Regions from separate parts of the Homo sapiens genome. Here region 1 is linked to region 2. Evidence: chromatin loops called from intact Hi-C (ENCODE). Cell type or tissue: GM12878. All regions are shown on one strand. Each heading gives the region's core, and the rest is flanking DNA. Links, peaks and the distances in the headings are about the cores only. Region 1 overlaps GLDC (glycine decarboxylase). Region 2 has its middle 18 kb from the start of LINC02851.

Region 1 (2,920 bases), core at 199-2,698, 100 kb before region 2:
CTTTTTGTGACTACAGAACTCTACAGACACATTGACTGACTCTAATTAGTCAGGTATAAATGAAATTACCAGGAAATGGTTCCTTGATGACACCTGTGACTGCACCTGCTATTTTGAGTATAACATCAGTGGCTGACATGGTATTCGAAATTCTCCCTCTGTGCAGAGTTGTCAAGAAACCTGTGTTTCTTCTTACAAAAAATGTGACGTGCATATAGGTCCCCTAGATTTCACTGGACTCTAGCCAGCAGTAAATCATGACAAATTAGCCAATATGTAAGCCCTGTTGTAGACACAGAATAATTATAAGACAAGAAATGTGTCACCCACTTGTGCAGAGATTAGCACAAATAAGCCAAAATAGGATTGAAACAAGGTTAAAAAAATCACTTATATATGGAATATGTGGTGTATCCCTTCCTTTTTTCTGCGAATTAAGACATCAAATTGCTTTACTCACCAGAAGCATGGCCCTTGTACTTTCTCAACAAAGAATAAGGCATTTTCTCATCTGTCACAGCAGCTTCTGCTCATGACCAGAAACATCCTTCATTCCTTTATCTAAGCCTAAACATTGTGCAAAGCCCCTGCCATGCTCAAATCAGCTCTTGGAAATGGATGGTATAGCTGGGAATCTCAGGAACTGGAGAAGACATCATTGCCAGGAACGACATCATGATGAAGATCTCTTACCCTCTGCAAGATTGGGATAGGGTGTGGAGTCTCACTGTCCATCATATGAATGAGAAAAATTAGGACAAAGAAAGAACACCAGGTATGTAGGGAAAAACAGCGGAGAAATGTCTAAGACACTGGTTCTCAACCTTGGCTGCAGTTGGAATCATGTAGGGAACTTTAAAGAAATACTCACGCCTGGGTCCCTTCCCTCACCCCAGTCATTCTCCATTGAGATTATGATTCAATCTGGGATTGTGATGTGGGCATCAGGGATGTTATAAAGTCACCATGGGATCTAATTCCTAGCCAAGGCTGTAAACCACTGCTTTAAGAAGACAAATTTCCTGATTCTTAGGTCAGTCTTCTGGGATCCTGGCTGGGATCACAATTTACTGCAAGAGCTAATAACCAGAATTAAAATAGTCTTGAAAAATCACTCTCCAATATGACAGTGAAAATGTGATTATATTCCGTCACTAGAGGGCGAAATTTCTTAATTTTCAACATTTAATAACTATCATAGACTCAAGGTTCAGAATTCACTGAGGTTTGTCTCTTAAAACAAAACAAAAATAAGTAATGAAGTTCTAAAGAAGGTATACTAAAGCTTGACTTTCATGCTATCAGCTCCTACCTATTTATGAAGTGAGACTTTAAGACGCAATTGAGAGCACTGTATCCTTTCATTGCCACATACCCTCTTCCCAAAGGGTTTGTATTTTATAGGGTGTATTGTTTTTACAAAGTAAATGGCTTTGCTGTGTAGTCTATGTTACAAAACAGAAGGTAGGGCATCTTGAAACAGAAATTTTGCATTACTAACCAGCTCCCAGAGGGGTCAACTCTGAGGCTGCTGGTAGAGAACTATACTTTGAGCAGCAGGAGGTGAAGAACCTAGGGGCAGATACCATAACTCATTTTCTAAAGATATTCTAAAATGTAAACTCACATACCGATAACATGATTCCTGCCCATCTATCATTCATCTATGTATGTATGTATGTATGTATGTATGTATGTATGTATCTATCTATCTATCTATCTATCATCTGTCCATCGGTCCATCTGTCATCTATCATCATGAAGGCAGAGAGACCACAAATCCAGGGGATTCCAAATTGACTGTGTATTAGAATCACTTGGTCTTGTCTTAAAAATAAAGATTCTAGGCCAGGCGTGGTGGCTCACACCTGTAATCCCAACACTTTGGGAGGCCGAGCCAGGCGGATCACCTGAGGTCAGGAGTTAGAGACCAGCCTGACCAACATGGAGAAACCCCATCTCTACTAAAAATACAAAATTAGCCAGGTGTGGTAGCACATGCCTGTAATCCCAGCTACTCGGGAGGCTGAGGCAGGAGAATCTCTTGAATGCAGGAGGCAGAGGTTGCGGTGAGCCGAGATCACGCCATTGCACTCCAGCCTGGGCAACAAGAGCAAAACTCCATCTAAAAAAACAAATAAATAAATAAAAATAAAAATAAAGAGTCTTAGTCTCACCCCCTGGAGGTTATGATCAGTGCGTCTGGAGCGGGGCCCGGAGTTTGTATTTTTAACAAGTGCTCAGGAGATTTTGCTGGAGGCTGTTGCTTTTGAAAATCACTGTTCTTCTTCAAAGTCTTTCCTTTACAAAGAAATTGAGGCTGGAAGAGGAGAAGGGACCTTTCAAAGTTAGTGACATTACCAAAGCAGGATCCAGGTTCTCCTGGCCCTGCTAAACTGAGACACTTGTTGGAATTCAGCATGTGTGCTTGATCCTTCTTCTTATGCTGTGTCACTGACAGGTGTAGTAAGCTAGCTTCCAAAGACAGTCCGCAATGAACGACATCTACCAAAATTCACACCCAGGTGTTGTCCCCTCCCCGATTCAATCTGGGCTCGCCTCGTGACTTGCTTTAATAGATAGACTAATCTGGAAGGGATGCAGTGTAACTTAGGAGGTTCGGCCATTAGAGATTTGCAGCTTCTCCATGCTTCATCTGGGAACACGCATTCTGAACCCCGACATTGTGCTGTAAGGAACAAGGAAGCTCAAGGAACTACAAGGAAAGCCCCATATGGAGAAAAACTATGGCCCTAGTGAACATCCTCAAATGCACTCCCAGCCCACAGCTCCTCACCAGCTATGTGAGGGAGAACACGATGCACCTTCTAGCCATGCTCTCCCCAGTGGAGTGGAACTGTCTAGCAAGTCACAGAATAACACAAAAAAGTTGTTGTTCTAAGCCTTTAAGTTTTGTGGT
Region 2 (2,920 bases), core at 185-2,684:
GATGAAATTATTTTTATGTTTAATATTTATTTATTTATTGAGACGGAGTTTTGCTCTTGTTGCCCAGTCTGGAGTGCAATGGCATGATCTCAGTTCACTGCAACCTCCATCTCCTGGGTTCAAGCGATTCTCCTGCCTTAGCCTCCCAAGTAGCTAGGATTATAGGCATGCGCCACCATGCTCAGATAATTTTGTATTTTTAGTAGAGATGGGGTTTAGCCATGTTGGTCAGGCTGGTCTCGAACTCCTGACCTCAGGTGATCCGCCCGCCTTTGCCTTCCCAAAGTGTTGGGGTTATAGGTGTGAGCCACTGCATCTAGCCTTTTTTTTTTCTTTTTTTCTTTTGAGACAGAGTCTCACTCTGTTGCCCAGGCTGGAGTGCAGTGTCATGTGATCTTCGCTCACTGCAACCTCCTCCTCCCAGGTTCAAGTAGTTCTTCTGTCTCAGCCTCCTGAGTAGCTGGGACTACAGGCACCCGCCACCACACTCAGCTAATTTTTTGTATTTTTAGTAAAGACAGGGTTTCACCATATCGGTCAGGCTGGTCTTGAACTCCTGACCTCAGGTGATCCACCCGCCTCAGCCTCCCAAAGTGCTGGGATTATAGGCTTGAGCCACCACGCCCAGCCATGGCCTATTATTATTATTATTATTATTATTATTACTATTATTATTATTATTATTATTATTTTGTGACAGAGTCTTGCTCTGTTGCCAGGCTGGAGTGCAGTGGTGCTATCTTGGCTCACTGCAACCTCCACCTCCCAGGTACAAGCGATTCTGCTGCCTCAGCCTTCTGAGTAGCTGGGATTATAGGCGCGCGCCACGACACCCAGCTAATTTTTGTATTTTTAGTAGAGACGAGGTTTCACCATGTTGGCCAGGATGGTCTCAATCTCTTGACCTCATGATCCGCCTGCCTTGGCATCCCAAAGTGCTGAGATTACAGCCATATATTTATTATTATTATTATTATTATTATTATTTTGAGACAGGTTCTTGCTCTGTCACCCAGCCTGGAGTGCAGTGGCATGATCTTGGCTCACTGCAACCTCTGCCTCCTGGGATCAAGCAATTCTCTTGCTTTAGCCTCCCGAGTAGCTGGGATTACAGGCACACAACACCACACCTGCCTAATTCTTCTACGTTTTGTAGAGATGGAGTCTCGCCATGTTGCCCAGCCTGGTCTTGAATTCCTGGCTTCAAGTGATCCTCTAGCCTCAGCCTCCCAAATTGCTGGGATTACAAGGATGAGCCAATGCACCCAGCCTGTGTTTATTCTTTTAAATGATAGTAAAGTACAATAGAGGGAGAGAATTGCAGGTTATATTTTTTGTTTGTTTCTCTGTTTTTTATTTAATGTCTCCCCAGAAACCTCCATAGGTGCTTCACTTTCTAGTTTAGTTCCTGCTAATTTTAATAGCTCAAATGTTACCCTATCAGGGGTGTCAGTGGGAGAGCCCTGCGGAAGTGGAGTTCCCTGAGGAGGAAAGTTTCTACATTCAGAAAAGACTTGGCTTGGGTTTTGTCGGGAGGTAAAAATGGGTCAGTGACTCAGAAAAGCTTGCCTAAAAGCTGACATCTAGTGTTCATTTCTGAAAATATGTCCTGACATACTAACCCTGAGATTTTCTATCCCAAGAACTGTTTTTATTGATTTTATTGTTACGCACCAGATTTCAAGACCATTTGACTACCCAAAGAAACACAACTTAGAAAATAATTATGGTTTTCACTTTGTTTTAATCACAATACATATAATACTGCCAAAACAGGACTTTGGATCAACAGACATAATAGCAATTATTATTATTTTATTTTACTTATTATTATTATTTTTGAGACGGAGTGTCACTCTATTGCCCAAGCTGGAGTGCAGTGGCAGGATCTTGGCTGACTGCAACCTCCGCCTCTCGGGTTCAAGCGATTCTCCTGCCTCAGCCTCCCAGGTAGCTGGGATTACAGGCATGCGCCACCAGGCCTGGCTAAGTTTGTATTTTTAGTAGAGATGGGGTTTCACCATGTTGGCCAGGCTGGTCTCGAACTCCTGACCTCAGGTGATTCACCTGCCTCGGCCTCCCAAAGTGCTGGGATTACAGGCGTGAGCCACTGCACCTGGCCAGCAATTATTTTATTTATTTGAGATAGAATCTCACTTTGTTGCCCAGGTCTGACTTTGCAGTGGCACAAGCATGGCTCACCACAGTCTAGATCTCCTGGGCTCAAGCAGTCCTCCCGCCTCAGCCTCCCTAGTAGCTGATACCATAGGCCTGCACCATCGTGGCCAGCTTTTAAAATTTATTTTTGTAGAGACAGGGTCTCACTGTGCTGCCCAGGCTGGTCTCAAATTCCCAAACTCAAAGGATCGTCCTGCCTCAGCCACCTAAAGTGCTGGGATTACAAGCATGTGCCACCTTGCCTGACTCCAGTTGATTTTTCATTTTTATTTTTATTTTATGTTTTGGGAAGGGTCTTGCTTTGTTGCCCAGGGTGGAGTGCACTTGTGCAATCTCAGCTCCCCGCAGCCTTGACCTCCTGGGCCCGGGCAATCCTCCCACCTCAACCTCCCAAATAGCTGGGACTACAGGTACATGCCACCATGCTGGCTAATTTTTAATTTTCTGTAAAAACAGGAGTCTCACAGCCCAGCATGGTGGCTCACGCCTGTAATCCTAGTACTTTGGGAGGCTAGGGCAGGAGGACCACTTGAGACCAGCCTGGGCAACAGAGTGGGACCCCTCTCTCTTTTTAAAATTATTTTTTATCTTTTTTTTTTTTTTTTTTTTAAACAGGGTCTTGTTCTGTCACCCAGGCTGGAGTGCAGTGGTGTGATCTCAGCTCAGTGCAGCCTCAACTGCCAGGGCTCAAGTGATCCTCCCAACTCAGCCTCCCGCATAGCTGGGACTACAGGTGTGTGCC

The links. A loop is a pair of places that touch in the nucleus more often than their neighbours do. Peaks named below come from ENCODE experiments on the same cell type or tissue, not always from the same donor. Only the 100,000 strongest peaks of a DNase experiment are listed, where the experiment ranks them.
Region 1: it touches region 2 in a loop (7-fold over the local background); 28 of 110 quality-filtered maps call a loop at or near these places.

The regions. Positions count from the first base shown.
Region 1 is chr9:6,584,168-6,587,087 of GRCh38, forward strand. All of the region lies in intron 15 of GLDC (glycine decarboxylase), which reads right to left. Among named protein-coding and RNA genes, the nearest start is that of GLDC, 60 kb to the right of the region's middle. In GM12878, for the core only: no CTCF peak of the experiment used is centred there; no DNase peak of the experiment used is centred there.
Region 2 is chr9:6,685,040-6,687,959 of GRCh38, forward strand. No RefSeq gene overlaps it. Among named protein-coding and RNA genes, the nearest start is that of LINC02851, 18 kb to the right of the region's middle. In GM12878, for the core only: a CTCF peak has its summit at 1,583 (motif pointing left); no DNase peak of the experiment used is centred there; H3K27ac peaks cover 737 bases.